Linked DNA regions of Homo sapiens: regions 1 and 3 are each linked to region 2. The links are chromatin loops, found by intact Hi-C in ENCODE. Cell type or tissue: heart right ventricle. All regions are shown on one strand. Region 1 overlaps MCF2L (MCF.2 cell line derived transforming sequence like). Region 2 has its middle 30 kb from the start of GRTP1. Region 3 has its middle 13 kb from the start of MIR8075.

The links. Hi-C counts contacts between places; a loop is a spot of excess contacts. Peaks named below come from ENCODE experiments on the same cell type or tissue, not always from the same donor. Only the 100,000 strongest peaks of a DNase experiment are listed, where the experiment ranks them.
Region 1: a loop joins it to region 2, with 4 times the contacts of the local background. A loop is called at or near these places in 32 of 110 quality-filtered maps.
Region 3: a loop joins it to region 2, with 5 times the contacts of the local background. A loop is called at or near these places in 68 of 110 quality-filtered maps.

What each region holds. Positions count from the first base shown.
Region 1 is chr13:113,028,533-113,031,032 of GRCh38, forward strand. The region is part of intron 3 of MCF2L (MCF.2 cell line derived transforming sequence like); the gene reads left to right. Among named protein-coding and RNA genes, the nearest start is that of MCF2L, 61 kb to the left of the region's middle. RefSeq lists an enhancer at 1,362-1,886. In heart right ventricle, a CTCF peak has its summit at 1,143 (motif pointing left); a DNase peak (open chromatin) is centred at 1,122.
Region 2 is chr13:113,393,126-113,395,625 of GRCh38, forward strand. No RefSeq gene overlaps it. Among named protein-coding and RNA genes, the nearest start is that of GRTP1, 30 kb to the left of the region's middle. RefSeq lists an enhancer at 338-879 and silencers at 797-1,146, 1,157-1,266. In heart right ventricle, CTCF peaks have their summits at 1,028 (motif pointing left) and 1,234; a DNase peak (open chromatin) is centred at 986; H3K4me3 peaks cover 1,370 bases; H3K27ac peaks cover 856 bases.
Region 3 is chr13:113,274,424-113,276,923 of GRCh38, forward strand. It overlaps the pseudogene LDHBP1. Among named protein-coding and RNA genes, the nearest start is that of MIR8075, 13 kb to the left of the region's middle. RefSeq lists enhancers at 1-58, 1,011-1,305. In heart right ventricle, a CTCF peak has its summit at 1,048 (motif pointing right); a DNase peak (open chromatin) is centred at 1,066.

The DNA.
Region 1 (2,500 bases), 360 kb before region 2:
GGCCGGAGCGCAGGCCCAGTCCCCGCTGTGGACACGCGGGCCCCAGGTTGCTCAGAGGCAGCTCCATGGATCCCCACTGTTCACCTGTGTATGGAAACTCAGGTTTTCTGGTCACACTTAGATAATAAAAAGTGGAAGAGGCCTTTCTATCACCAAACGCTCTAAATCAGATCCTGGAAATGCCAGCTTCATTCAGCCATGAGCAGTGCTGCTGACCGTGGAGCTGTTTCCCCCACCAGACTCAGTGTGGGTGTCTGAGTGTGTGGTGTGAGTGTGTGTAATGTGAGCCTGTGGTGTGTGTGGGGTGAGTGTGTGGTGTGTGTGGCGTGTGCGGGGTGTGTGTGGGGTATGTGTGGTGTGTGTGTAATGTGAGCATGTGGCATGTGTGGGGTAAGTGGTGTGTGTGGTATGTGTGGACTATGTGAGGCATGTGTGGGGTGAGTGTGGGGTGTGGTGTGTGGGGGGTGTGTGTGAGCGTGAGTGTATGCGTGCATTCTACCCACGTTTCCTTTCTTCCCAGGTAGGTCTCATCAGTGTCAGACCCAATGCTCCCTTTCTATCTGGAAATAAAACTCTTTGATAACAAAACCCAACCTGTGTGAATTTGGGAGGACGCCCATGTGCCCTGATCAGAAGGACCCACAGAAGGGAAGCTGCGGGCCTGTAAGAGCCACCTGTCCCCTGGCTGTCCCGGCATCCTAGGGCGCAGCAGCCGCGGCAGCTCCCCTGGATTTCTGTGAGCACGGGGCTGCAGGCGTGCTGTGGGGACCCCGTGCCTCCAGGGTGTTGCCATTGAGCATGTCCTTCCAGAGAGAGTGAACAATTCTTGACACATTTCTAAGGGAAATCTTCTTCCTAAGGGCATCTACGGGATGCCTTCTTGAGAAGTGCAGAGTGTGTTAAAAATGTGGGGGTCAATCATGGCCTCTGCAGATAAAACCAGGGTCCCTGCAAGCCTTGCAGGTGCAGCTTGGCAGAGGGGACCGTCCCAGAGGAAGTCTCTGCATCCCTGGCGAGCAAAATTGCCAGGCTAGTGACAAGGAGGAGACCTGCCCACTGCGCCCTGAGGGTGCTGTGTCCCCGGGAAGTACCCTCTGCGGGGGACCCTCTTCCCAAGGTGGGGGCGGGGCTGCCCTCTGCTGGAGACGCGGAGCATTGCGGCTCGGTCCCGGGACATCCCTGGGAGACCAAGAGAGGGAGGGGAGCTTGGACCTTTTCTTCCAGGAGATGGTGGACGAGACCCTGGCACAGGCGGTTCCCCAGCACGCAGTTTCCAGACAGCTGCACAGCCAGCACATTCTTTAAGTGGGAAAAAAGTGAAATTGACCAGGCCTGTTCTTTCACATGTCAATGCAAATTAAATGGACAAATCTCTCGTGAAGGCTGCTTTTAAGGGGTTTCAACTGTTACATTCTAAACCAAGCATCACTTTTATCAATTTAGAAAGAATGTTGTATTCTAATTTTAACTTTCCTTCTGTTTTCATATGCAAATGCCAGGTGTCCCAATTTAAGCACTACATCTGACTATACTCATCATTTTTGGAATATTAGACTGAAATAGGTTTGCCCCAAATGGTTTGGGGCACCTGTTAATATAAACCAAGTTTTTGGTCCTTGGAAAGACGACTCATCAGGGCGAAGGGGGTGAGCTCGTGCTTTGCTGACTCAGGTGTCTGCCGACGCCCGGTGTGGACTCTCAGGTGTCCGCTGACGCAGGTGTGGACCCTCGGGTGTCCACTGATGCAGGTGTGGGCCCTCGGGTGTCCGCCGACGCCCGGTGTGGACCCTCAGGTGTCTGCCGACGCCCGGTGTGGACTCTCAGGTGTCCGCTGACGCAGGTGTGGGCCCTCGGGTGTCCGCCGACGCAGATGTGGGCCCTCGGGTGTCCGCCGACGCCCGGTGTGGACTCTCAGGTGTCCGCTGACGCAGGTGTGGGCCCTCGGGTGTCCGCCGACGCCCGGTGTGGACTCTCAGGTGTCCGCTGATGCAGGTGTGGGCCCTCGGGTGTCCACCGACGCAGATGTGGGCCCTCGGGTGTCCGCCGACGCAGGTGTGGACTCTCAGGTGTCCGCTGATGCAGGTGTGGGCCCTCGGGTGTCTGCCGACACAGGTGTGGGCCCTCGTTCGTCAGAGGGCAGGTTCGGATCTCTGAAAACCCTATAGCCCTTCCTACTCCTAATGGAGCTCCATTTAACCAACATCGGCCAGGCCTTGATAGGAGCCAAGGTCTCAGAGAGGCGATAGAGACCAGCGACAAGCAGATTCCAGACCCTGTATGGCCCCCTTAGAACCACATGGCCGGGGAGGAGATGCACAGGTAGACGGTCAGACCTGTGTGTCCAGGCACTGCTTGCTGAGAAGTCTCAGTGGTCAGCACACACTGGGAACACAACAGCAAATAAACAGAGAAAATTGTGGCGCTGAGACAATATGTCAGCTATGGAGGGCGTACAGGGCAGCAGGGCTGTGGGAAAACAATGTGAGAAAGAAAGAGAGAC
Region 2 (2,500 bases):
CTCAAAAAAAAAAAAAAGTATCCCTGGCACCTTCTCACAGACAGAACAGGGAAAAGGAGGGGCGGTTTACATCCCTGTGGAGCACAGCAAACCCACACAATGAGCCTTTCAGGTGTGGGGGGCAGGAGCAGGGCGGGGGCTGTCTCCCAGGGACCATCAGTCGGTTGGCTCAGGGGCTCAGGAGCCCAGGCCCGATGCCAGGAAGCTTCTCACCCCTAAGGAGAGGACACGCAGTCAGTCCGACTGGCAAAGTGGCCGGATCAGCGCCTGGCTGTGCCACCCCACATGGAGTGCCACACGCGGTCACAACAGCCCCATGACGTAGGTCCCAGTATTACTATTTTAGGGAAGACTGTGGTACACGCACCCGGACACACAGTTGCACATATGGCCACACAGGCCTCCACCTCTACTACCCAGACAAGTGCCCCAGTGCGCATCACACATGCACATGGGTGTGTACACAGCCTGCCCAGACACAGCCCTCCACAACACAGGGACCCACCCATGCACACACGCGTGTGCACACACACCAAGCAGACACGGCCCCTACACAACACAGGGACCCACCCATGCACACACGCGTGTGCACACACACCAAGCAGACACAGCCCTCCACAACACAGGGACCCACACATGTACACACTAAGGAAATGTGGAAACACTACGTGACCTCCGGTGGCAAGGCCATGGCTGGAAGCCCTGCAGCCTCTCCGGCTTCCAGGTCCTGATGCCAAGGCTGCCCCTCCCAGAATCCACGAGGAGGTCACCGTCCCCGCTCCGCACCAGGGAGGGGCTCCAGAAGCCCGGAGGCCAGCGCCGAGGTCCCCGCACGTACGCCTGTGTCCCCGGCTCTGGGGAAGGCAACCGTCCCTTAGGGGGCCGGGAACCTGCGCGCCGCCCCGACTCCCGCCCACCCCGGCGGCTCCCGGCGGCTCCCGGCGGCGTCCGGATGTGGCAGCAGCTCGCGGGCCGGGGCTTCCTCTTGCAGCAGCCGCCGCCCGGGAGGCCGGCAGCGCCCCCTGGCGGACTCAGGCAGGAGGCGTCCGGCGAGGCGGGCGCGGGGTAGGCGGGCGCGGGACGGTGCAGCCCGAGGCCTGTCCCTGCAGGTGCAGGAGGGACCCGTCGCTCCCCTGCGCACCGAGGGGGCGACAACCCCTCCCAGAGACCTGCTGCCCGCGGAGCCTCCCCCAGTGACTCGTGCGGTCCCCAAAGGAGAGGCGGGAAGCCGAGTCCTGGAGAAGCCTGGAGACAATGGGCAACAGGGGCATTGGGCCTCCGTCCAGCCCCCGCCAGCGCCCCAGGGTCACACATAGGCCTTTATTTTCTGATCCTGAAAGTGATGCAAGTGCATTTAAATTAACGCAGAAAGCAGTGACAGATAACGACGGGAAAACACACCTACACATCGGGTGTTCGTGGATAACCACTGCTCACCTTTTTTCGCGTTTCTCTTTCTTTGCCCCCTTCACACGTATTTACATATTTGAATCTACTATTTTATACTGGATTTTTTTTTTCTTTTTGAGGTGTAGCTTCACTCTTGTTGCCCAGGCTGGAGTGCAATGGCGCCATCTCGGCTCACTGTAACCTCTGCCTCCTGGGTTCAAGCGATTCTCCTGCCTCAGCCTCCTGAGTAGCTGGGATTACAGGCGTCCGCCGCCACCATGTCCAGCTAATTTCTGTATTTTTAGTAGAGATGGGGTTTCCCCATGTTGGCCGGGCTGATCTCGAACTCCTGACCTCAGGTGATCCACCCTCCTTGGCCTCCCAAAGTGCTGGGATTACAGGCATGAGCCACTGCGCCCGGCCTTATATTGGATTTTAAACATTAAATGGTACAATATTTTCCATTTCACAAAGTTCTTCCTCAGCTAATTTTAAATGACTGCTATTTCACTGAATAAGACACCACACTTTATTTAACTAATCTCTTTTTTTTTTTTGAGAGGGAGTCTTGCAATGTTGCCCAGGCTGGAGTGCAATGGTGTGATCTCGTCTCACCGCAACCTCCGCCTCCTGGGTTCAAGCGATTCTCCTGCCTCAGCCTCCCTAGTAGCTGGGATTACAGGTGCCCGCCACCACGCCCAGCTAATTTTTTGTATTTTTAGTAGACACGGGGTTTCACTGTGTTGGCCAGGCTGGTCTTGAACTCCTGACTTCGTGATCCGCCCGCCTCGGCCTCCCAAAGTGCTGGGATTACAGGCGTGAGCCACCGCGCCTGGCCAACTAATCTCTTAATTGGTGGACATTTGTGTCACTTATGGCTGTATCTTGAGTAGTACCACGCTGGACAGATTGCTTTTCCTAAATACAGTTTCTCAAAGCTGGAATTGCTGGGCTGAGGAGCCACCCCTTCTAAAGGTTCTTGACATTATTGCCAAATTGCTTTATAAAAAGGAAGGGCCAATGTTTGGTCCCATCAGGAATGACTGTCTCCGTACATCCTCAGAGGTAGTGAGTGTTACCGATTCCTTTTAAAAATTGGGGGTTTTGGTTC
Region 3 (2,500 bases), 120 kb before region 2:
GTCACAGTCACGCACAAGCACAGTGCCTCTTCATCAGGAAAACCCAGTTCCATACAAATCTAAGTGGCTTATCTTCAGAAACATTAGTGAAGAGCTGAAGCAAACACTGTCAGCTGGGAAGTCTGTATTCAGTGAACATACATTTCTGAATGGAGGCAAAGTATGCCTTTTCAGACAGAGACCTCTAGTAGGAGAAGTGCAGGAGGAAGGAGCTTCAGCTGCTGGAAAGCAAAGCCAGATAGAAGCCAGGGTCTGCCGAAGGCCTGGGGAGCGCCCGCACTTGCAAGCATTTGGGTAGACACTCACACAAATTAGCTACACAATCATTATTTTCTTTAAAAACAACTGTTGAAAGCAAAAATAATATATGTTGGCATTAATACCATATGTAGAAGTAAAACGAATGACACGACACAAAGAATGGGGAAAGAAATGGTCTGGTGAGTGTGATGAGCTAGAGATGCGTGTGACAGCCCTGGGGGAAAGGGGAGATGGTCTAGTGAGTGTGATGAGCCAGAGATGTGTGTGACAGCCCTGGGGGAAAGGGGAGATGGTCTAGTGAGTGTGATGAGCCAGAGATGTGTGTGGTAACCCTGGGGCAGCCACTAACAATACCAGAGAGAGAGGCAAAGAGAGAAAGAACAAGCCAACAGAGGAGACAAAGTATAATTTGAAAGAACACTCAATCCAAAGTGTTGACAAAGAGTCAAACTGTGAAATATTTGAAGAGATTTATTCTGAGCCAAGTATGAGTGACCAATGGCTCATGACGCAGCCTCAGGAGGTCCTGAGAACATGTGCCCAGGGTGGTCAGGACACAGACTAATTTATTTTTAGGGAGACATGAGACATCAATCAAATACATGTAAGATGTACGTTAGTTTGGTCTGGAACAGGGGCTGTGGGAGGCTTCCAGGTTATAGGTAGATCTAAAATGTTTCTGATTGGCAATTGGTTGAAAGAGTTATTATCTAAAGACCTGGAATCAACAGAAAGGAATGTCTGGGTTATAATAAGGGGCTGTGGAGACCAAACTTTCACCATGCAGATGCAGCCTCCAGGTGGCAGGCTTCAGAGGGAACAGATTCTCATGAGGCTTAAAGAGTCTGTTCTATCAATAATTCCAAAAGGCGGTATCATGAGTCATGTCTGACCCCTGCCCCCATCATGGCCGGAGCCAGCCCTTCAGGTTAGCCTTGGAAATGCCCTCCCTGATACAGCGGTCCATTCAGATGGTCTGAGGGGGCTTTGAATTTTATGTTTGTTTTACAAAAGGCAGACAGGAAATTCTTTTTTTTTTTTTTTTTCAGATGGAGTCTTGCTCTGCCACCAGTCTGGAGTGCAGTCATGTGATCTTGGCTCACTGCAGCCTCTGTCTCCTGGGTTCAAGCAATTCTCCTGCCTCAGCATCCCGAGTAGCTGGGCTACAGGTACCCGCCATCATGCCCAGCTAATTTTTATATTTTTAGTAGAGACAGCGTTTCAACATGTTGGCCAGGCTTGTCTCGAACTCTTGACCTCGTGATCTGCCTGCCTCTGCCTCCCAAATTGCTGGGATTACAGGCGTGAGCCACCGCGCCTGGCCTGGAAATTCACTTTTAAAAGGGAATAAAGAACGGATAGGACAAATGGAAATGGAAAGAGGGTGGACTTGAACCTGACCATCTCATTAATTTATTGGTAACAATGACATAAACAACACTCCAGTTAAATGCCAAAGATTTTCAAGCTGTATAGAAAATTAAGACCAAAGTATATGCTGTCTACTACAAAGGCACTGTTATTTCAAGAGAGAGGATCTCACTGTGTCACCCAGGCTGGAGTGCAGTGGCACAATCACGGCTCACTGCAGCTTCAATCTGCCAGGCTCCAGCAATCCTCCCACCTCAGCCTTCTGAGTAGCAAGTGTGCGCCACCACAACTGGCCAATTGTTTATATTTTGTAGAGATGACATCTCACTGTGTTGCCCAGCCTGGTCTCAAATTCCTGGGCTCAAGTGGATCCTCTGCCTCAGCCTCCAGAACTGCTGGGACGACAGGCGTGCGTCACCATGCCCAGCCCAGAGAGTCATTTTAATAAAGACACAGATGAGTTAAAGGATGAAGAAAGACCACGAGACGCACGCAGCTGGCATTGTCTTCTCTGTACAACTGTTACAGCAGTTTCCAGAGCCTACTCTCTCCTGGGCACAAGGGCATTTCTTAAGGAAAGACTCCTTGCACCAGCTGCAGAAGGGGCAACAGGTCCCAAACAAGCAGATCACTGTGGGCGTGTTGGAGAAGCTGGTGAGGCGCGTGCTCTCTGCCTCTGGGAAGGTCTCTGATGAGCTTGCTCTTGTGCGTGCTACGGAAGATCAGTGTAAAGGTGGCATGGTGGATCTGCAGATGGCAGCTTATTTCTTCAGACACCTAAAATTATGGCAGATAAAGATGACTCTGTGACCACTGGGCTCGCACCTGTAATCCCAGCACTTTGGGAGGCCAAAATGGGAGGATCACA